Regions from separate parts of the Mus musculus genome. Here regions 1 and 2 are each linked to region 3. Evidence: chromatin loops called from intact Hi-C (ENCODE). Cell type or tissue: heart. All regions are shown on one strand.

Region 1 (8,000 bases), 66 kb after region 3:
GGTGGGTGCAATAGCTGGGTTGGGGCTTGGAGGTATATGTTGGCATATCTTGGCAGTTCTCTGATGTGTAGGGGGAAACATATTGGTGGGTGGCCTACTTGCACAGGAAATCCAAATAGCCAGGCTGGAGGGCTGGGACCAGACAACTGTCCCCCAAGTACCCATAGGTGTATCAAGAGGAGTGACTGTTGTTCCTCCTCTTTACAAGGAGAGACTGGAGCTCTGAAGAAGTTGTGGAGGCTTCAAATGACCATTTCAGAATGGTAGTAACTCTGGGCCACAGAGCATCCTCATGGTGTGGCCTGACTGTCCTGCTCCATCTGGGTTGGAGTTGGGAAGATACAGCAGTCTCTGCCCGAGGTCTGCAGTAGAACTAGCCAGATGAAAGGTCGCTTCAGGGTTTTGCCTTCCACAGAGGAGCTGAGGGGGTTAGGAGGCTCATCCTAGCCAGCTGTCTGCCTGCAGGTTCCCCCAAGCCAGGGGGAGGAGGAGACGCTCCCTGAAGTGTCCATAAAGAGACAGAAGTTCACATCACCCTCCCAGGGCACTTTGAGGGTGCAAGGGGTGGGGACCTGGGAAGGTTTCACAGAGTCCCAATCCAGAGGTCCCAACCCTGCCAGGACTCCAGGGTTCTGGGCGCAGGAGATCTTGTGCCTCCCTTTCCCACCACAAACACCCCACTCTCTCCTAGGCTCCTGGAGTGTATGTTTTGGGTTGAGGGGAGGGGGCCCTGAATATCTGGAGCTCGGCTGTCACTCTCCTTGTAGGGCCTGATTTCTATTCTCACCTAAGCCCCACCCGGACACCCTGCAGTTGGATCCCCCTGAGTGCCAGCCAGCCATCACCAACTGCCCCTAGCTGTCTCTGAGCCTACCCAGGTCTGGGTGAGGATGGGTAGGGGGATGGGTAGGAGTGTTGGGGTTATTGGGGGCAGCCCACGGTGCCCCAACCCTGCTCTGCTAGCCTCACCTATAGGGATCTGGTGCAGAAGTCTCACCCTATCCACTCCACCAGACCAGGATCATGTCTGACCCAGTCTAGCTCAAGAAGCAAGACCCTATCTGCAAAGAGGGCAGATGCCTGGACCAGCCAGCCTGGGGAGGGAGCCCCTCCACTGTCTTGGTCGGGCTTCAGGGGACAGTCACTACTGACATTAGGGAAAGAAGATATTCTTTTGTTGGGAACAGTGTGTGGTAGATGCTAAGTGGGACCCTCTATCGGCTAGATACCAGGATCTCCAGGTCCCAGGTTGTGACAATCAAAAATGCCTGGGGATGTGACAAATGTTGGTTAGAATTCATTATCCAACCCATGGGTTGGTTCCCTAGGGAATTACAGGGGCCTCAGCCAACCTTACCCGGACCCTGGGAATCCACATAGTCCCAGATTTTGTTTGCTTTCTGGGCTGCTTCTCTGGGGAGGAGCACAGGCAACAAGTGACGGCCAGCTCACTACTTACTGCCTGGTGAGCTGAGCTGTCTTGGGACGAGAATGCCAGCCAGACCAGTCTGTTTGCTGTACACAAACAGCAGGGGATCTGGGCCACCAGAGACCCACAGTCAGGGCCCAAGGTCAAGGGAGAGTCTGGGTAGCAGGTGCCCAGCTGCAGGTCACAGCAGGGGGCAGGCTACACTTGACTGAGCACAGCCCTCTGTCTTGTGACTCTCAGAGGGATAAATGGACCCAACACACACACACACACACACACACACACACACACACACACACACCCCCGTAGCCCGGGCAGATTCCCTAACCAGCCCCTGCACCAGATGCCTAGAGGGAATGCTCGGCGAGCAGGGATGGGGACACGGGGGCAGGATGCTATAGGTCCGGAACTCTACCCCACATGCAAAGAACTTTTCAGGAGAAACCAATCACAGACTCAAAGCAGATGGTTTTAGTAGCCCGCTTATACCAACACCCCCCATATCCAGATGCCCTTATTTGCATAGAGGGACTCTGATAAGAAAGTTGGGGAAATAAAGTTCAGGTTCGTGTGTGTGTGTGTGTGTGTGTGTGTGTGTGTTGCCAGGCAGAGGAGGCAGAGACTTTTACTGCCTTGCTGTTTTTTCTACCCGGTCTTTCTTTCCACCCCTTTCTTTCTCTATTTTCACTGTGGAAAATAAACCATGAATTTGATTTCCTAATTTACTGCAGTGCCGGGGGTGGGGTGGGCTTGGAGGGGGTGTAGAAGGCAAGGTCTTGAACCTGTGAGGCAAGGGCACAACCCCCCACCCCAGCTCTAAATCACCAGTTTTAAAAAGAGGTTTTATTATTTTGGACTCCCTGGAACTGGAGTTACAGGTGGTTGTAAACCACCTACTGTGGGTGCGGGGAACTGAGCTCAGGTCAGGGGGAAGGGCAGCTTGGGTGCTTGGGGCTGGGGAAATGAATAGCTCACTTGCAGCTCCTGCAGAGGACACGGTGGGATGGGCCACTGTCTCAGAGAAGAGGAGGCGGGCTGAGGAAGGCTGACTCAACAGTTAAGATTGCTCTTGGAGGTGTCTGGTTCTCAGGTCCCACAGCAGGTCTCGAGACCACCTGTAACTCCGGCTCCATGTGATCTGATGCCGGATCACCTAGTCTTTGAAGGTTCTGGTATACACACGCATGCACACACACACACACACACACACACACACACACACACACACACACACTCACACACACACCTTAAAAAAAAAAACCTCAATAACAAAGTTACAGGAAGCCTTTACAAAGGGCTCATCTTTGAGAGTAGGGTGCAGGGTTCATTTGTAAAAAAGGGCCAGACAACCTAAGGCTGTATGCTGCCTCTTTCAGACACATCCCATGTAGGAACACCCTGAGTTTTTTTAATTAATTAATTAATTAATGAGACAGGGTCTTAAGCATCCCAGGCTGGCCTGGAACTCATTATGTGTAGCCATGGATGCAAGGATGACCTGGAAACGTCTGATCTTTTGGCTTCCATCTCCCGAGTGCTGGGATTAGCAGTGTGTACTGACATTCCCAGTGTATGTAGTGTCCAGGATGGGAGCTAGTGTGCTGTGCACCCCAGGCAAGCAGTCTACAGCTAAGCTACAGCCCCAGCCCCTCCTCTGCAATCTTCAAGAGATCCTGTTTATTCTCCTCTAGAGTTCCTCAAGGGACAGAGATCAAATAGGGCAAAGGTGCAGGGCTGGGGTCTAGCACCTCTGGGTCACTTGCCTGCCACTCTCCTGTGTCACATAGATGGAAAGCCATAGTTGGTGACTCACTGGGTGACTGGGATCTGGGCTCTGATTTTAGCAGCAATTTTCACCTTTTAAGGCAATATTTCCTCCCCCTTGTCTTTGTTTACTTGTTTCCTACTGCACCGCGGACTCCTGGAAAAGAGAAGTTGCTGTATTTTTATCTCCACCATCCTGATCCCATCTTTGGGCCCAGAGCCTGGCATAACAGGGGAAGTCATGAAACATTTGTTAAACAAATAAGCAAGGTTGGGTATCAAGTGCCACCTGGTGGAGGCACACAGATTCAGGCTAGATCAGTGGACCTGCAGGGATGTGTCCTGGCAATGCTGTTTGGCTTGGTGTCCAAGTGTGGGGTCAGATGGTCAAGAGAGTGAGGGGAAGGAGGAGGCTCCGCCCACTTTGAACAGGTAAGGTGAGGCATTCACTGTGATCAACTGCACATACCTCTGTAAACATGGGGGGAGGGGCTATGCACTGAAGGCCATGGAGGGGGTTAGGAGATGACCCAGCTGCTAAAGTGCTCACCAAACAAGCGTGAAAAATCCAAGCTTCATCCCCAGAACCCACATAAAAACATAGGTATGGTAGCCCATCCGTGGTGGCACAAACCTTGGAGCTCAGCATTCACGAGGCAAAAGCAGGTAGAACTCTGTGAGTTCGAGGCCAACCTAGCCTACAGAGCGAGTTCCAGGACAGCCAAGGCTACACAGAGAAACCCTGTCTCAAACAAGCAAGCAAGCAAGCAAGCAAGCAAGCAAGCAAGCAAACAAATACAGAGAGATGATATCTTATGCAATGTGAAAAAGCGATCACCTGTCAATAAAGAGCCGATTGGCCTATAGCTGAGGCAGGAAATAGGAGGTGGAAGTTCCGGTCGGAAGAAAGGGTTCTGGAATAGAAGCTTGTGGGAGGATTTGCCCCGGGCAACCCTAAGGAGGACAGACGCGTGGAACCTGAGCAGAGGTAACTAACTGGGCATGTGCTTTACATAGAATGGGATAAGTGGGTTATTCAGTTAGGAGCTAGTTAGAGAGCATGTACAGCTTTGGTCTAGGTATTTGTAAATATTTAACAAGTCTCAGAATTGTGATTTTAGCGAACAAAGTGGACAGGTGGAAAATCCTGAGATTACAGATGGCAAAGCCCACTAAGACACACACACACACACACATGCACACGCACATGCACCTGCATACACATGCACATGACCATACATACCTGTACATACCACACGTACTAAATAATTATAAATAAAAAAGGCAATAGAGATAGCAATAACCAGAAACCCTTCTGGACTATGGTTACTATAGACAGAGCCTCATTACTGTAGAAGGAAAAGCTAAGGTTCAGCAAGGTTAGAGACTCAGCCAAGGTCACACAGCTTATTCAAAACCAGGTGGGATTAAAAATCCTAGGCTATGCTGGGTGTGGTGGTGCAGATCTTTAATCCCAGCGCTCAGGAGGCAAAGTCAGGTGCAATTATGTGAGTGTGAGACCAGCCTGGTCTACAAATTAAATTGCAGACTAGGCAGGAATACATAGTGAGACCATGTCAAACAAACCCCAAAAGCCTAGGCTAAGCCTTCTATCCCTTTTCATTTATTTTTTGGTTTATCCATTTTTAGAACTAGCCTCTTGGCCCTGTCGGTAGTTCTAAGGTGTAGCTGGTACACCAGGTTCCACAAGCTCAGACATTTTTGTCATGTGAAACCCTCCCTCTAGGGACCCCTGCCTTCTGTGGAGAGAATTTTGGTGATCTGGTAGTGAGAGGGATCCCTGCCTTAGAACTAACAACTGAGTTCGAGGAGTCCCATTTGAAACCCCCCTTACTCTCCACAGGCCCCGCCCACCCCGCCCCCACGCCACAGGCCCCGTCCCTAGGCATGAACAACCATTAGGTCAGAGCCTCCAGGAGCAGTTCTTAAGGTGATTTGTGTAGGGATTGGCCCAAGTGTAAGTGGCTTACTTTCCTCATCTCTCCTCCTCCTCCTCCTCCTCCTCCTCCTCCTCCTCCTCCTCCTCCTCCTCCTCCTCTCTCTCTCTCTCTCTCTCTCTCTCTCTCTCTCTCACACACACACACACACACACACACACACACACACACACACACACCAGTATAAACACTTGTTCAGAAAAAAGGAAAAAATAATTTCCAAGAATGCAAAGGAATCCAAGGTAAAAATACCCTTATGGTTGTTTCTGAGACAGGGTCTCATGTAGCCCAGGCTGGTTGCACACTTGCTATGTAGCAGAGGATAGCCTTGAACTCTTGATCTTCCTAGCTTTAACTTCCATATGCTAGGATTATATGTGTGCACCATATGCCTGGGAAAATGCTAGACGCTTATTTTTGTTGTTTTGTTTTATTTCTTGGAGCCCATGTTGGCCTAGAACTTGTACTAGGCAGCCCCAGCTGGTCTTGAACTCATGACTCTCCTGTCTCAGCCTTCTGAGTGCTGCTGGAATTACCACCCTGTACCTGGTTGGGTACAGATTTAAAAAAAAAATTATATATTTATCTTATGTACATGAATGCTCTGTGTCACACACATCAGAAGAGGGAATCAGATCCCGTTACAGATAGTTGTGAGCCACCATGTGGTTGCTGGGGATTGAATTCAGGACCTCTGTAAGAACAACTTAACTCTGAGCCATCTCTCCAGTCCTGGGCACAGATACTTTTTAAGAGCTCCCCAAAGGATTCGAAAGTGAATCTGGATTTGGGTTTTTGCCAGTGTGGTCAGTGAGACTGGGAAGTAGAGTTCTGCTTTGCCCAACAGAGCCCTGCCCAGCTGGGCCACTTCTCCATTCTGAAAGTGGGGAACCTTAGCAGCATTTAAAGTTGACTCCTTGCCCCCCCCCCCCTTACCCTGCAGTCAAACACATATTCTCCCCCACTCTCTTTTTTAGATTTATTTTATGTGCACTAGTGTTTTGCCTGTGTGTACATATATCTGTGCGGGGGGTGTTGGATCCCCTAGACAGAGTTACAGACAGTTGTGAGCTGCCATGTAGGTGTTGGGAATTGAACCCAGGTACTTTGGAAGAGTAGCTACTGCTCCTAACTGCTGAGCCATTTCTCCAGTCCCCCAAACACATTCTTAAGGAGTGAGTATTCCTGTAAGCTGGGAGCCTTAGGATGTTAGGTATTGGACCCAGAACCCAGTTTATAGGGAAAGGCCAAATCAAGTCTTGCCCAGGGGGCAGGGCAGTGTGGTCCACTTCCTTCATTTGCCTTCTCAGGCCTCCAGGCAGTTGAGCAGGTGTCCCTCTGTGCTGCACCTGCAGCCCAGCCCCTCCCTTCTTCCAAAGCAGTCCAGCAGGCAAGACAGCCCAATGCTTTGCTTGCCCCAGAAGGCTGAAGCTAGCTAGCTAGCATTAGGTGGGTCACAGAGATACTGGTCCTGTTGGGGACCCAAATAGCCTTGGTTTCACTGGTTGCTAGGCAGGGACCTGAGAGACTCCAAGTGTCTCTCAGTGTCATTCAGAGAGACCTCAGTGTTCCAGCTCCCTTCTGGCTGGGCTGGAAGACTCTTCTCACATAGTCTTTCTTAACTGCCCCTTAGGAGGTCTCAGGTCCTCTTTCCAGTGTTTGATGCTCCTGGGGTCAGGCAGGAGGTGGGAGTGGAGGATGCTGGGGTCATCAATGCTGTACCCCTGGATACAACTGCAGTTCCTATACAAAAGTTTCTGCTTTCTCAGAGTTGACCAGCAGATGGCGACAAGGACTGCTTGTGGCTTTCTGGGGTCTCACCTAGGGCCCAAGAAAAGCCCCTTTCCTTCCCTTCCCCTTCTTCTCCCCTTCCCCTCCCCTCCTCTCCCCTTCTCTTCCCCTCTCATTTCCCCTTCCTCTTCCCCTCCCCTCTCTCTGTTCCCCACCCCCTTTTTGAGACAGGGTCTCACACATTGCAGCTCTCAATAGATAGATCAGGCTGCCCTCAAACTCATGAGATCCACCTTCCTCTGCCTCTGCCTCTGCCTCTGCCTCTGCCTCTGCCTCTGCCTCTGCCTCTGCCTCTGCCTCTGCCTCTGCCTCCCCCTGGGTAGGATTAAAGACCTGCTGTCCCACATCTGGCAGAAATCTCTTTTCTTTTTTTGTTCTTGTCTTTTTGTTTTTTCTCTTTCGAGCTGTGGACTCTACAGACTCTACAGCCAGTGGCGATGTCCTGAATTGTAGTCACTGGACCCTGGCTCCCTTGGGAATCACATGGGAACAGATAAATCTTCCCAGGTAATGCTCATGGTGTTACTTGTCGGTTTCTGGGTTTAGCCATCTGATCTACCCCAGCCTCATTATGTTTAGGCCCAGTTCCTGTTCATTCTCTTCCTCCTCCCTGAATCTTTAGGTCCATATCTGGGGTGGTGCTGAACCATGTGATCTTCTGCATATAGCAGCAGCAGTCTTCACAGCAGCTGGGCCTATTGTAAGAGACTCTCAAGAGGAGGCTGTTAGCCCGATGTGCTGGAGAATACTTTTACTCCCAGAACTTGGATGGCAGAGCCAGGTAGATTTCTCTGAGTTTAGGGCAAACCCAATCTACATGGTGAGTTTCAGGCTGGCCAGGGCTACATATGAGACACTGTCTTAAAAATAAAAATAAAATAAGTGAATAAAATAAGATTTAAAAACATTGAGCTATTAATGGCTGATATTTCCTCATAGAAATATGTGTGTGTGTGTGTGTGTGTGTGTGTGTAGGTTTAGGTTCATTGGCCTTCATTTCCAGCCATTTGGGTTTAATTCTTCCCTAACTGCATATGGCCTGGTGGTCTCTGGAGGAG
Region 2 (8,000 bases), 100 kb after region 3:
GAGAAAAGGTAGGTGAGGGGACGCCCCCTAGAGGCAGAAGGAGGAACAGCCTATCAACATCTTGATTTAAGAATTTTGATCCAATATATATCAAAAGATGGCCTAGTCGGCCATCACTGGAAAGAGAGGCCCATTGGACTTGCAAACTTTATATGCCCCAGTACAGGGGAATACCAGGGCCAAAAAGGGGGAGTGGGTGGGCAGGGGAGTGGGGGTGGGTGGATATGGGGGACTTTTGGTATAGCATTGGAAATGTAAATGAGTTAAATACCTAATAAAAAATGGAAAAAAAAAAAAAGAATTTTGATCCAGAGATGTAAGGTCTGTGTTGCTTTAAGACACTATAACCTATTGAATGGTTTTGGCGTCTTTATCAATAATCAAGTGTCTATAGGTGTGTAGGTTTATTTCTGGTTCCTAGATTCAATTCCATTGATCAGTGTGTCTGTCTCTGTATCAATTCCATGCAGGTTTTTTTTTTTTTTTTTTTTAGATTTATTTATTTATTTATTCTATGTAAGTACACTGTAGCTGTCTTCAGACACACCAGAAGAGGGAGTCAGATCTCGCTAAGGATGGTTGTGAGCCACCATGTGGTTGCTGGGATTTGAACTCTGGACCTTCAGAAGAGCAATCGGGTGCTCTTACCCACTGAGCCATCTCACCAGCCCAAAGTTTTGTTTTTGTTTTTTTTTGTTGTTGTTGTTTTTTCGAGACAGGGTTTCTCTGTACAGCCCTGGAACTCACTTTGTAGACCAGGCTGGCCTCGAACTCAGAAATCCACCTGCCTCTGCCTCCCAAGTGCTGGGATTAAAGGCGTGCGCCACCATGCCCGGCTTCCATGCAGGTTTTTTTTAATCATTATTGCTCTATAGTACAGCTTGAAATCAGGGATGGTGATTACCTCAGAAGTTCCTTTATTGTTGAGAATTGTTTTTGTTATCTTGGGTTTTTTTTCCATATGAAGTTGAAAATTTCTCTTTAAAGGCTTATAAAATTGTGTTGGAATTGTGTTGGGGATTGTACTGAATTTGTAGATTGCTTCTGGTAAGATGGGCTTAGGTTAATCCTACCTACCCACGAGTATAGACTCTTGGGGCTCTCAGAGACTGAAACACCAACCAAAGAACATACACAGGCTGGGCCTAGGCCTCCCCACACATATGTAGCATATATGCACTTTGGTCTTCATGTAGGCCCCAAACAACTGGAGCCGGGGCAGGGGGGCCCTAACCCAAAAGCTTTTGCCTGTATGTGAGATATGTTCTTCTAGCTGGGCTGCCTTGTCTGGTTTCAGTGGGAGAGGATGCCAGGGTGGGGAGATACCTGGGGGCCCCACCCACTCAGAGGAGAAGGAGATGGTGATGGGTAGAAGGATTGTGGGAGGGGGTGACGGAGAGGAGGCAATGAGCTGGATGTAAAGTGAACAAGTGAAAAATAAAGAAATAAAAGACACTATGACCAGCGACTGCAACTACGAGCTCTGAGCTTGAGTAGAACGGCTGCTGGTCAATGGGCCCAGCTAGAGATGGAGTCCCATGGGCAGTGGTGTCATAGGCAGCCCCTGAACAAGGTGGGCCCCAGGGAGGACTTGGCTCAGCCATGAGAAGACAAGCCCTCAGAGAGAAGTCGAGTGTCCTCAAGGCCTGTGAATTGAAGGTTCGGCTGTCAGCTTGTAGATGTCCTCCTTTCAATGCCATCACAGTGTCAATTAAATTCATCCCTGAGTCCCTCTGTGGTGGCTCACACCTGTGATCCCAGACAGAAGAACCTCAGAGGGTCTGAGGTTATCCTGGGCTACATAGTGAGGTGTAGGCTACAGAGTGAGTCTGTGTCTCTGAAAACAAACTAAACAATAAAAACAGTTTTAAAGTGAGTTTGAGAGAGGACCTTCAAAATATGGAAAGATTCAATGCTATGTCACTCAACAGTGAGGACAGGCTCTGAGAAATGAGTTTGTGGACAGGACTTGGAGCATGCTAGGCAAACACTCTCACAACAGAGGCCTGTCTCCAACACCCCCACCCCCCACACTATAGTTTTATATTCCTGGCAAAGCTGTAGGTGTGTTTATTTATACCACACTATACACCCGCAAGTAATGGTTTCAGCGACAATGTTAGGCAGCTCCGGCGTCACGAGGGAATAATTGTCATCTCATGACATTCTTTGAGATCCAACATCACATATGTGGTCTGTCGTTGACTAGATGTGGTTCTGTGGCTTGTGACTCTACCCGGCCATTTTGCACATATTCACGTAGATGTGGTCCTCATGTTCCTGCTCCCTCGGCCACGTGGATGCTGGGCTTCCCATTCTGAGCCCCCCTTTCCCACCCCTCAGTGTTTCAGGCCACAACTACCTCAGAGATCATTCTACATTCTCATGTAAGAATGGCAGCACCATACCATAATAATCCACTGCATGACTATGCTGGGTAAGTGTTCTACCACTGAGCTACACGCCCACCCCTTTAAATTCTTAGCTAAATTCAGGACTCCCTGAAACAGGCTCAGTGGTGGGTAAGACTACAGGAAGAGCAGTTGCAAAGCCCCCTCTCCTTAAAAAAATTAATTAATATTAATTAATTATGCTCACCGACAGAATCTGATGGAATGTATGTTAAGTTAGTCCTAATCCATCTGTCCAAAATTATTGCAAAGACCTAAAGTTTTAAACCATAACCTCAAGGCAGGATGGCAAGTTCAAGGTCAGACTAGAGTATATTAACAGACCTGTCCAAGGGGAGGGAGGGAGGGAGGGAGGGAGGGAGGGAGGGAGGGAGGGAGGAAGGAAGGAAGGAAGGAAGGAAGGAAGGAAGGAAGGAAGGAAGGGAGAAGGAAATGGTCTGAGGAACACACTGCCTTTTTGGCTGACTTTGCACTCACTGAGTGTGATGGTTTATATATGCTCAGCCCCTGCAGTGGCACTATTAGAAGGTGTGGCCTTGTTGGAGCAGGTGTGTCACTGTGGGCATGAGCTTTAAGACCCTCCTCCTAGCTGCCCGGAAGCCAGCCTTCTGCTAGCAGCCTTCAGATGAAGATGGAGAACTCTCAGCTCCTCCTGCACCATGCCTGCCTGGATGCTGCCGTGGTCATGCCTTGATGATAATGGACTGAACCTCTGAACCTGTAAGCCAGCCCCAATTAAATGTTGTCCTTATAAGACTTGCCTTGGTCATGGTCTGTTCACAGCAGTAAAACCCTAACTAAGACACCGGGCTGCCCCAGTGGTTTTGGGAGCTGATTCCACCTTGGAGCATAACTGAGGGATTGGACAGCCAATGTCTCCACCCTGTGGCCACTGCTAGAATCGCACATGTCTTGCTCTAGCTGTCCAGCCGGGACAGAGAATTTTGCATTTTCTGTGTCTTGCGACTGTGAAGGGGAAGAGCTTGAATTAAGAGGAAGGACAACAACCCTTGCCTGGCACTCCACTCCCCTGCCCTCCCCTTGATGTGGAAAGAGAACCCGAAACTTCCTGATCGCGCGTTTCCTGTGCTGTGCTCTGTTATCTCATCCTGATTCTTGACGTTTTCCATTGATTGCAGCCTGCCCAAGGGAAGGTCAGTCACTGTCCCTGTGGTGGGTATAGAAAAATGGGGGACAGAGTGATAGACAGTGAGGCAAGAAGATGCACAGATATTTTATTTTATTTTATCTTATTTTATTTTAATATCTCATGTACCCCAGGCTGGCCTCAAACTTTCCAGGTAGCAAAGGATGGCTTTGAACTCCTCATCCTCCTGCCTCCACCTTTCAAGTGCTGGGATTACAGGTGTGTGCCATCATACCCAGTTTTAACTGGTGCTGGGGATAGAAGCTAGGGCTTCCTACGGACTAAGGAAGAACTCTATTATTTAAGGCTATCTAAGTATTAGGCCTGGAACACAATGCCCAGAGGCCCCACATTGGTCCTTGTCACACGCAATGCCCAGTGTCCCAGCCATTGGTCCTTGTTGTCACCCAGACTCTCTTCCAGACCTGGACTCACTCACGTGCAGTTTCCTTGCTGCCTGCCCAAGCTTCCTTTGGATTAGACCCTACAAATATGGACCACGCAGCTCAGCAGAGCCCACAATGTACTTCTGAAACCCAAGAAACTGTCAAACCCAGAGTTCTCGACTGCCTGGGCAGAAAAGTGAGGAATGGGAATGGCAGAATCCATGGACACAGTTTAGTGGGGGCACCAAGAAGGATCATTGACCCCCCCAAACATCCTATTTATATAAATGACTTCCCTTCCTCTTTCCTTCCATCCATCTCTTCCTTCTTCCCACCAATACATAGGTCTTAGTTTTAAATGGAGACAGAGTCTCAAAGGGACCTGGAGATCAGCTATGCTCAGATGTCAACACTGTATGAAGAAATACCTTCAACTGCAAGGATAAAGCCAGCCAGGTGCTGGGTGTGGTGGCACATGCTTGTAATCTCAGGACTTGGGATCAGGAGTTCAAACTTATTCTTGGCTACACGTTGAGCTGAGGAGCCAGTGAGCAGGGGGGACAGGCCTCCTGCTGAGGTAGAGGTGAGCAGGCACCATGGTGGCTTCCTGAAAGTAACTCTCAAATGGTGAACAGAGTCTCATAAATAGAAGAGACCAGTGACCGAAGAAAAGATGTGATGTTTGTATGTCCACGGAGGAGGAGTGTGCATGACCCTCAGAAGTCAGAAAGTGGGGAGTGCTGAGAACAACTGGGGAGGCGTGAACCTGCTTGGATTTTTGTTTGTAAATAATTTTGAAGGCGCTGGGAATGTATTTTTAATGTTGGGAACGATTGAGGAATAATCATTGTAGAAAAAAAATGGAGAAGAGGCTAGAGACACAGCCAGTTACTAAGAGCATCCACATGGAGACTCACAACCGCCTGTAACTCCAGTCCCAGGGGAGCTGACACCCTCTTCTGCCCTCTGTGGGTGCTGCACAGTGTGGCGACAGACATTCACGCAGGCAAACAGTCAGACACATAAAATAAAGTAAAAGAAATAAGCTTCAGTGCCTGGAAATAATTAAAGAAAAGCTGAGCCACGCCGCACTCTGAGAGACCTAGAACACCATTCTTACATCTTTGAAACTTTCTCTCTATGCTGCTGACTTAATTATAGTTAGCTATAATTAGCAAAGACTCACCCCTGTGAATCTGCCCTCCTAACACTTTGGAAGTTGAGACAGGAGGATTGCTGCAAGTTTGAGGCCAGCCAGGACTAAAGAGTGAAGCCCTATCTCAATGAACAAACAAACAAACAAACAATAAACAAACATCTTAGTTAACGTGCCTTTTCTCCCATTCTCTATCATGCCCATCTTTCCCCATCCCTCCTTCCTGTATTTAGCTTGTGTTTATCAACTATCTGCAAGACCCCGGCTGGTGCCATAGCCCTGGGGATGGGGAAGTGAGGACATAAACAAGTTTTCTGCTCCCGGGCTTCTCCTTCTTCCTCCCACTGCTTGTCCCCAACAACGAACTTCTGGTGGTGGCTGCCACAAAGAAGAGTGCTCACGTGCTTCTGTAGAAATGAACTATAAAAAGCCTGGAGGGTGCGAGTTGACTCAGGGGTAAAAGTGCTTGCCTCTGTTTTGAGTTTAACCCCCAGAAGCCATGTTAAAAAGCTGGACGCAGTGGTGCAAGCCTGTAATGTTAACACTGCTACTGTGAGGTGGGAGGTATAGACAGGAGGATGTCCTAGAAGCAGAAGCAGTGGATAGAAATACATCTTGGTTTCATGATAGGAAGAATGCACATGGCTGTCTGTGTATGTTCCACCAAGCATGCTATTCTCCTGGATTCCAGTCACAGCTTCCTACTGTCTCTGGTTAGCCTGCCCCCTCTTTATGGTCAGGAAAGTGTCCTTCCATAAGGTCTTCAAGGCGAAGGTTTCGTATATTTTTTAGGTGGGTGGGGAACACTTTGTGTGGGACCCTCTCTCCCCATAGTTGCTCTGTGGGGTCAACTATGAAACGGTATTCACTGCTCTTAGGTGTCCTGTGGTGTCTCTGTGTGTCAGAGTCGGAAGAAGGGCAGTGTTGACTTTCTGTTATCCTGGCAAGTCTATATGTTGGGAAATTTCCAGCACTAGTTATTGTAGGAAGCAGACAATGGCTCTCGACACAGGCACATCACTAAATGAGTCCTAGAAAGACACATCAGAGTGTCCTCTCTCCTACATAATTGAATCTATGACATGTGGCATCTTGCTGCATCTCTGATAACCCAGGTAAGTGGCCCAGTGACTGATGGATAAGATTAATGTCCAAAGGGCTGGAGAGATGGCTCAGTGGTTAAGAGCACTGGCTGCTCTTTCGGAGGACCTGGGTTAATTCCCAGAACTCACATGGTGGTTCACGGCTATCTGTAACTCCAGGTTCAGGGGTCTGATACCCTATTCTGACCTACGTGGACCCCAGGCACATACATGGTACACATACATACATGCAGGCAAAATATCCATATACACAAAATAAAGACATAAAGTTAAAAAGAGTAATATCCAAGGTGGAGGTCCAGCCAAACAGCTTTGTCAAGGGGTCACACTGGGTGCCACAGCTGTACACAGGGACCTTTTGACAGGGACTTTAAGCTGTGACTGGTGGGATTTCTGTCACTTCCTTCTAACCCTATGCCAGCAGCACTCTATCTTCCTTTGGCTGATGCCACCTGAGGATACCCTGAGATTAAGATGTATCCTCCCCAGAGTCAGAGAGGGGACCCGAGTTAACACTGGAGAAATGCCTGTTCCCTGATGAATAGTTTTAAGGGATAAATTGGCAGCCAAATAATACAATATTCCTCCCTCCCTCCCTCCTTCCTTCCTTCCTTCCTCCCTTCCTTCCTTTTTTCCTTCCTTCTTTTGTTAGTTATTTAGTTATTTATTGATGGATTATTAATACATTGGCAGGAATATAGCTACTGGATTTGTCACACGCATCTGGAAAGCAGTGATCATCTAGGCTTCCTCTATGAAGAATCAGTTCCCTCATAGAACCTTTTGTTGAAGAGAGAAACATTACCTTGTCCTGGAGACTGAGCTGAGAGGCTGAGCTGAAAGGTCAAATTTCCAAGACTGCATCCCACAGAAAACTCACACTCACACACAAAAAATGCCATCTGCAAAATATCAGTTTTATGCAGGAGAGGGATGCTTTAGTGTGAACCCTGGGCTCTCATGATGGGTCCCTGTTGAGACAGGATGAGAGAGTGAGGGGCTGCTGTGCCCACACACACTAAGGGGCAATATGTGAAAGGTCCAAGAGCAGAGCAGAGTTCCAGCAAAGCTTGCTCAGAAGCCTCCTGCCCAACTGCCACACCCACAGTGAACTGGCAGAGGATTCTGCACCTGGTTGCGAGGTGCTCACACTCATCTTATCATTGGTTTGTTTAAAGGTGACCCTATGAGTCTGAACCAGGCCACAACAGTTCAAGGGAGATGTGGAAAGAGTGCCTCATGGAATGTTTTAGAAGAGACGGTTCATCTCTTCCTTGGAAGCCACTGGGGCTGAGTGTGATGACGGTGTGCTGTGTGCTTCCTGGGAACTAGGAGGAGTCAGTGTTAGCACGAAGGTAAAGATGGCGACGGCCAGAGAACAGGAAGGAACTTGCATCAGCCCACCCACAAAGGCCCCAACTAGACTGGCTTCAAGTCCTGCATAGTCAACAGTGAGAACATAGAGGAAGTGGTGGCTGCCCTGAGCCAAATGCCCGAACCAGGAGGCTCTTCAAGGAGGGGAGCTTAATGTGGTAGATTCAAAATCATCTACCTAGGAGCAAAGTAGGAACATGAACAGATGAGAAACAGTTAAAATATAACTGGGGGGCTGGAGAGATGACTCAGCGATTAAGAGTGCTACCTGCTCTTGCAGAGGACCTGGGTTCAGTTCCCAGCACATACATGGCAGCTCAGAACCATCTGTAGTTCCAGTTCCAAGGGCTAGGGTACCCACATTTTGCTTCTATAACACCAGGCATGCATGAGGCATGCATATATATATATAGACAAAACACT
Region 3 (8,000 bases):
AATCCAGAAAGGATAACTGCTGCCATCCTTCACCCGCGGCCACCGTTCCCAATTCCATTAAGCTCTGAAAAAGCAAAATGTCCCCAAGTGTGTCACAAACTCGAAGTGGCAGGATTGCTCAAAGTGAAAGTTGATTTCTAGTTTTGATGTGGCTTTGGTGTGCTGGTGTGTGCGTTGGCTGCTGCTCTCTAGGCCTTTGGGGATGGGGTGGCATGCTTCTGACCGTACCCCATGACGGTAGCTACATGTGTGGTCTAAGCCACCAGGTCTGAGATGAAGGAAAAAGCTGGGACTCTGGGAGCTGACCCAATTCCTGCACAAGGTGGCCAGGTACTGCCACCGTGAGCGCTGAGCAACAGCGTCTCCACTGCACATACACAGATGTGTGCAGGGCAGGGTGTGTTAGGTTATTTCTCCACTGGTGAAGTGAGCCAGTTCAAGCCAGATAACATTATATTAAAGGCAGGTTTATTGGGAAGCTACTCTAAGGTGGGCGAATTCACTGGCCCCAAGGACTGAGGCCAGGGAAGTCACCATCGGGTAGGAATAGGGGAGAGAGAAAGGGCACATCTCAGAGAGAAGAAAAGGGGGTGAGAGAGACCAAAATGTCTGGATTATATAGGGAGGAACCCCTTGGGGAAGGGCAGCCCAGCCCTAGAACTGGAAAATTTCAGGGATGGGGGTAGGGTATGCCAGGCAGAGAGTAAGGGATGCTGGGAGAACCTGGAAGCTAGGACTGCTTTGATATGTAACGTATTGTCTTAGTCAGGGTTTCTATTCCTGCACAAACATCATGACCAAGAAGCAAGCTGGGGAGGAAAGGGTTTATTCAGCTTACACTTCCACACTACTGTTCATCACCAAAGGAAGTCAGGACAGGAACTCAAGCAGGTCAGGAAGCAGGAGCTGAGGCAGAGGCCATGGAGGGATGCTCATTACTGGCTTGCTTCCTCTGGCTTGCTCAGCTTGCTCTCTTCTAGAACCTAGGACTACCAGCCCAGGGATGGCACCACCCACAATGGGCCCTCCCACCCTCTATCACTAATTGAGAAAATGCTTTACAGCTGGATCTCATGGAGACATTTCCTCAAGGGAGGCTCCTTTCTCTGTGATAACTCCAGCCTGTGTCAAGTTGACACACAAACCCAGCCAGTGCCAGTATGCACCTCAGTTCCTGGCCCCAAGTCTGACAGCAAACAGGGTGGGTACTTGGGCCTCTTTTTCTGGTTGAGGGGGTGCAAGGCCAGGCAAACAGGGAAGAGGGAGCCCCCATAAGGGATGGATGGTGTCTGTCTCAGCTCAGACCAGTCCATCCACACCCCACATGGAGTCTCTGGGAGGAAAGCAGAAATTATCCTTGATTTTGAGGATACACTGAGTTTTGTTGTTGTTTTTGTTTGTTTGTATGTTTTTAAAGATTTATTTATTTTATGTATATGAGATGCATGTATACCAGTGTTCCAGAAGAGGGCGCCAGATTGCATTACAGATGGTTGTAAGCCACCATGTGGTTGTGGAGATTTGAACTCAGGACTTCTGGAAGAGTAGTCAGTGCTCTTAACTGCTGAGCTATCTCTCCAGCCCAGTACTGAGTTTCTTACTTCCTGGTGGGAAACCCTTGAGACACTACAAGAGAGTGCATGGAATCAGGGGCAAGCAGCTGTCTTATCAACAGTGAGAACCAAACCAGGGGGCTGGACTTAGCTACAAGCGCTTCTTCCAAATGTCAGGTGTTCCCATCCCCAGAGAAACCAGAGAAGGCAATATTCTCACCTAATCCCCACCCCCACCCCAAGCACTGGCAAAACCAGAAACTTCCCCCGGATGGTTGGAGAGGCGCTGTTGAGGCTGGTCGAGATCGGCACAGACACCAGAAATCGGTGTCTCAAAGATGACCCCATTCGTCCTCACAGGCTGGGTAACAATATGTTTTCAAACAGCCTGTACATTGAAGTACCGTGACCACTTAATATACTGTAGAATAGGTAGCATAGGACAGTTAACTGCCATGCCCATAGGCCACAGCTGACCCAGAGCAATGCTAAGACTCAAGCCAGCAAACTCTTGCAAGCCAAAGACAGCCAGGTATTCTGATGTGCAGAGTCCTGGGCTTAACACACTTGGGACCTAGTGTCATGTTTCCCTAATAAAACATGTAAGACACTAGGCACCATGGAGCACACGGGTGGTCTCGGCTTCTTAGAAGGAGTCCATGAGTCCAGGAAAGGAAGACAGACTGAGTAGCCTATCCAGACCCTGTCTAAAAATAAGTAAAACAAACAAACAAACAAAAAACCATGAGGCTGAGGAGATATCTCAGTGAGGAAAGTGTTCAGCACATAAGTGTAAGGAATGGAGTTTGGATGGCCTGAAGGGAGAGTAATTTGAACTCACCGGAAATGGGAACAGGAAATCCTCAGGGCAAGGTGGCTCGCTAGACTAGCCAAACTGCTGAGTTCTAAATTCAAGAGACCCTGCCTCTCCGGGGATGGAGGTGGAGCAAGCCTTTAATCCCAGCACTCAGGAGGGGGCAGGAAGAGGCAGGCCTGTCTCTGTGAGTTCCAGGATGGCCAGGGAGTCACAAAGAAGCTCTGTCTCAAAACACAGAGAGGGAGCTAAAGAGAGGGAGCGACAGAGAGAGAGAGAGAGAGAGAGAGAGAGAGAGAGAGAGAGAGAGAGAGACTCTCTATATAAGGTGGAGACTGGCTGTGGGAAAACACACAGTGCACATACGCGCACACATGGATACACACATGTATTCAGGACTGCACACACATGACTGCACGACACACACAGATACAAAACAAGTTTTTAAAAAGAGTTTTCAAAATCAGGAGAAAATGCATTGGGTCACAACTTCTAACATTTTTGTAGGTGGGCGTGATGCATCTGTAATTTCAATACTACAGAGGTGGAGGCAAGCGCGTGGGGGGTTCAGGGTCATCGTGAGGCCATCCCGAGCTACGTGAGACCCTGTCTCAAAAAAAAAAAAAAAAGGAAATCTAAAAATGAGATCATTTTGTGAGGTGCATCACTGACATGTAAATGACAAGGGCTGTCATGTATCTGCTCTTAGCTGGGCGAGTTGACACACACCTGTAATCCTAGTTTGTGAGAGGCTGAGGCAGGAGGATCATGAGTTTGAGACCAGCCTGAGTTATATAGAAAAAAAATTCAATTCCACCCCACCCCAAAAGATCTGTTCTTGTCTCTTTGTGCGATTTTGACTAAGGACTGGGGGGAGGGGTAAAGAACCCAGAATCCACCACATAGCTCAGGATGACCTAGACCTGGCAGGAGAATAGAGAGATTTTCCTATCAGAGCTGCTGAGATCACCGTGTGAACCTCCACACCTTCTTTTAAGCCTTTTTCCCTCTTGGTTTTTCAAACCAGGCTTTCTCTGTGTGACCCGGGCTATCCAGGAATTCACTCTGTAGACCAGGCTGGCCTCAAACTCGGAGATCCACCTGCCTCTGCCTCCTGAGTGTTGGGACTAAGGGGATGTGCCACCAACCACCCAGCTATCTTTTATTTCTTTTGGTTTTGTGTTTTGTTTTTTGAGACAGGGTTTCTCTGTATAGCCTTGACTCTGTCCTGGAACTCACTCTGTAGACCAGGCTGGCCTCGAATTCAGAAATCCAGAAATCCACCGGCCTCTGCCTCCCAAGTGCTGGGATTAAAGGCATGTGCCACCATGCCCAGCTCCAGCTATCTTTTCTTATTGATAAAGTCTCAAGTGGTTTTCTTGGTGGCAGGGACTGGGGGTGGGGGGTCCCCTCCCCGTCATTTTGTCCTTCCCCTTCTCTCCCACTCCTAACCCTCCTGAAATATCCTGACTTATGAAAAACCCACTTTGGAATCATCAAGTCTTTTCTTATGGTCCTGGCTTCCTAGGGACCACGTGGCAGTCCGCCATACTATCATTTAGATACATTAGCTTTGGGGGATGGTTACTTGTTAAGGGTCTCCCATTTCTTCCCAATTCTTTTCTTGAGGGGGTAGGATGCTTTGAGACAGAGTTTCTCTGTGTAGCCCTGGCAGTCCTGTAATTTACTTTGTAGACCAGGCTAGCCTGGAACTCAGGGATCTGCCTATCTCTGCCTCCCCAGTGCTGGGACTAAAAGTGTGAGCCACCGCTGGCTGGCTCTTCTCAAGTCTTTATATGGTTTTACTGGTTTGATTGGAAGTTGGCTGAAGAACGGTTTTCTGGACCCATCTCGTTCATTTTCTAAGACTTAACATCACAACATTGGACAGGCTGCGGCTCGAACAACAGAAGTGAATTGTCCCTCAGCTCTGAAGTGCAGGGTCAGGGTGCTGACAGACTCACCTTTTTGTTTTGCTCTTGAGAAAGGGTCTCATGTAGCCCAGGCTGGCCCCAAACTCACTGTGTAGCTAGTTGACTGACCTTTTTGAACCACCCAGCATACTCCAAATTAGTGTTGGTGAACACGTTTACCCATGAGCATGCACACACACACAACTCCCACTGAAGCTGAGATTTGGAGCCTCGTGCATGCTAGGCAATCACTCCACTGCTGGATTATATTCCCAGTCCTAACTTCTGAACTGAGACCCTTAGCTGTCCCAGCTGCTGTGCTGAATCGACCATAGGATAGTCTTTGGTATGGGGGTATCTCCGGATTCTAATCACCTATTAGGCCAGAGCATGTATTCTTTACAGTCTCAGTACCCGACACCCCTGTTGGATTATCCAGCAGGGGGCGCTGCAGGACTGTCTGGCTGACCCAGCAGGCACAAGAGTCAGAGGCTTTCAACTGGCTTTTATAAGGAAATCCAAGTGACTGGCTCAGGGCCCACAGCCAGAGGGGAGTTAGAGGGTGGGAAAAGTCAGCTGTCCCCCTGTCTCTGCATCCATCCTGAAGTCACACCCCTCCACCACCCTTTTCACACTCACGTACGTGCTCGTGCACACACACACACACACACACACAGTGGTTTCCTGAGCACAGCTGTTTGAAGATCCCTTTCATCTGACCAGCAGGGTCCAGGTCCTCTTGCTGACCTCAGCAATGGTAGTTTCCCTTTCCACTACAGGGAGTTCAGTCCATCTGGGCTCATTTGGTCCTGTCTGGGTCTCTGGGGTCTCACTTGCTCTACCCCAACCCATCTCCATGAGGACACTTACCCCACCCCATGAGAATGGTTTCTGTCCTGGGCAGCACTTGGGCATCCTGCTCTCCAAGGGAGTGGCACGCAATGTGTCAGGAACAGAGGTAGAAAAGAACAGGCTCTCTGCATCCCAACCCCACCACTATTATCCCTGAGAGGCCCCAGAGTCTCTGCCTCCTCCTCCTCCTCCTTTTTTTTTTTTTTTTTTTTTTTTTTTTTTTTGAGACAAGGTTTTCTGTGTAGCCCTGGCTGTCCTGGAACTCACTTTGTAGACCAGGCTGGCCTCAAACTCAGAAATCTGCCTGCCTCTGCCTCCCAAGTGCTGGAATTAAAGACGTGTGCCACCACCGCCTGGAGAGGGCCCTTCTTCTTGACCCAAAGCAGGGAGTCTTTTACCCCTTCTGACGATAGGCTACTGAATGAATTCATGTAGTTCCTTGTGTGGGCAAGCTTGTAGGCAGACTGAAGCAGAAGGAAAGGTAGTCCACTGGGGACCTGGTGATGGCATATCCATCCCCTCTGACTGAGACCTCTCCCCGGAGTCCCCAGATTCTATTCAAAGAGCCTAGAAGGCTGGAGATGGTGACGGGGGTGGGGGGTGGGGGGGGTGGGGGGGTGGTCTGAGACAGAGTTTGAGAACTGCATGGGCTATGGAATGAGTTTGAAGCCAGTTTGAACAATACACAAAGGCCTTGGCTCAGACAATAGATAGATAGATAAGACAGACAGATGGACAGATGGACAGACAGACCAAACTCAAGATTTAGCCAAGTCAGTAGAGTGCCTGCCCAGCACTGAATTAAAAATGACGAGACAGAGCCAGGAGTGGTGGCACACACCTTTAATCCCAGCCCTTGGGAGGCAGAGGCAGGTGGATTTCTGAGTTGAAGGCCAGCCTGGTCTACAAAGTGAGTTCCAGGACAGCCAAGGCTATACAGAGAAACCTTGTCTCGAAAAAAAAAAAAAAGAAAAAAAATGACGAGACAGGTATGGTGGCACATGAGCCTGTGCCTATAATCCCAGCATTTGGAAGGTACAGGAAAAAGAGGAGTCCAGGCTAGCCTCAGCTACATAGCAAGTTCAAAGTTGGCCTGAGATACAAGACACACTGTCTCACATAACAATAAATATATAGATAAATATATATGAGCCAGAAAAAAAATCAACTTTTTTTTTGGGTGGGGGGGGTCAGTTTGACATAAGCTAGGGTCATCTGGAAAGAGGAAACCTCAACTGAGAGAATGCCTCTATCTGACTGACCTGTAGGCAAGTCTGTGGGGTCATGTTCTTGATGAATGGCTGGTGTGGGAGAGCTTACCCACTCTGGACAGTCCATCCCTAGGCAGATGGTCCTGGGCTGTTTAAGAAAGCAGGCTGAACAAGCCATGGAGAAAAAGTCAGTGAGCAGAGGCCCTAGGTGATCTCTGCTTTAGTTCCTGTCTCCAGGTTTCAGGTTCCCACCTCAGCTTCCCTCAGTGATAGACTATGATGTAGAAGTATTAGCCAAATAAAACCAAAGGGTCTAGCATAACTGGTTTAGGATAGTTGATTAGTAGAGCCCCCACCTGTTTTTTTGACTCAGTTTCCTTCATTGGGTGCAGGAGAGGCAATGAGGTGTATCTTGTCTCCATCCTACAGGCCTGGCCTACTCTGCAACCCCCAAGGCCCCATTTCCCTTCCCTGGTGTGAGGAGCCTGGACCCCCATCTCCCCAGCTGTTTTTGAGACCTCTCTGCGAATAACCCTGGGATCCTTCCAGTCAGCCCAGCTGCCCCCATGGCCGTTGGCCAGTAGAAGACTTAATCCTGTCTGTGGTAGCTCCTTCCCAGATTCCTCCTTGATGTATATTTAGCAGGCCAGGGAGGGTGAGCATTACAGGAATGCCAGCCAGGATGTCCTGGCTTGTCACGCCTCCTAGAGGGTGGGATCAGGCCAAGTGCTATTGAGGCTAGCCAGATGCTGCAGGGTAGGCTAGCACTACCAGGTACTGAGCTGGCTTCAAGCATAGGCTGGGCTCTCAGACCCTCAGGGTCTCATTGGGAAGCACTTGCTCTTTACCCGGTTCCTCAGGGACATGGAAGGATTGTGGGAAAGAAGACTAGCATCAAAGCATGCCGCAGTGCATGTGACCGGCCTGGGCTGATTGTGGGCGCTCCTGCTGCTGGGAAAGGCAGCTGAGACCGCAGGCTGGGGACTGGAATTATACAGAACACCTGTTTTGAGAGTCTCTTCCGGTCTGGGCGCCCACACTCTCAGACCTATGCTTTCACTTTGGGAAGTAACCAAGTCATGGTGGCCAATGGGGACAGAGAAGGAAGTTCTATGGCCTTCACTGAGAGTACTCCAGGGGTCCTGCCCTACGTGACCTAACTGCCAGGTGGACCTGTAGGTAGACAGTGTGGACACTGATGGACCACCTAAATTCACCCAGGGCCCCCAGGTACAGAGGCAGCTGGCTATTCACCTCACGAGGAGGATCCCTCCCCAGAACCCACATATAAGATACATCTTAGCCTCAGAGACCAGGACAAAGGACTTGGTCCAGCTAGCTGATCACCATCCCCATGGCTTTCTTCTTCCTCTTTCTGAGCGAAAGGAACACAGCAGGCAGATCCAGACAATGCCCCACTGCTCTGGGGTGCTTTCCCCTGACCAGTGGCCCTGGCCCTAGGATACCTGGGAGTAACCGTTAGGAGGCAGAGATTTTATTTGCCAGGGTGAGCAATGGGCCCATCCAGAAATGATCCAGGAATCATCAGCCATGAATCCAGGCCTGGCCCAGCCTGGATGGAGTCTCTGTTGGCTTCCCTGATGAGGGAGCATTGCTTCTCTAGTTTTAATAGTGTGGTAGCACACATCTGTGATCC

What was found. A loop is a pair of places that touch in the nucleus more often than their neighbours do. Peaks named below come from ENCODE experiments on the same cell type or tissue, not always from the same donor. Only the 100,000 strongest peaks of a DNase experiment are listed, where the experiment ranks them.
Region 1: it touches region 3 in a loop (11-fold over the local background); 22 of 42 quality-filtered maps call a loop at or near these places.
Region 2: a loop joins it to region 3, with 7 times the contacts of the local background. A loop is called at or near these places in 38 of 42 quality-filtered maps.

What each region holds. Positions count from the first base shown.
Region 1 is chr11:114,873,888-114,881,887 of GRCm38, forward strand. No RefSeq gene overlaps it. Among named protein-coding and RNA genes, the nearest start is that of Cd300a, 12 kb to the right of the region's middle. In heart, CTCF peaks have their summits at 3,499 (motif pointing left) and 6,917 (motif pointing right); DNase peaks (open chromatin) are centred at 1,521, 3,514, 5,994 and 6,834; H3K27ac peaks cover 2,089 bases.
Region 2 is chr11:114,909,707-114,917,706 of GRCm38, forward strand. No RefSeq gene overlaps it. Among named protein-coding and RNA genes, the nearest start is that of Cd300lb, 21 kb to the right of the region's middle. In heart, CTCF peaks have their summits at 33 (motif pointing left) and 3,315 (motif pointing left); DNase peaks (open chromatin) are centred at 3,375, 5,475 and 7,605; H3K4me3 peaks cover 335 bases; H3K27ac peaks cover 536 bases.
Region 3 is chr11:114,808,091-114,816,090 of GRCm38, forward strand. No RefSeq gene overlaps it. Among named protein-coding and RNA genes, the nearest start is that of Gpr142, 8.6 kb to the left of the region's middle. In heart, CTCF peaks have their summits at 1,458 (motif pointing right) and 4,718 (motif pointing right); a DNase peak (open chromatin) is centred at 4,741; H3K27ac peaks cover 3,304 bases.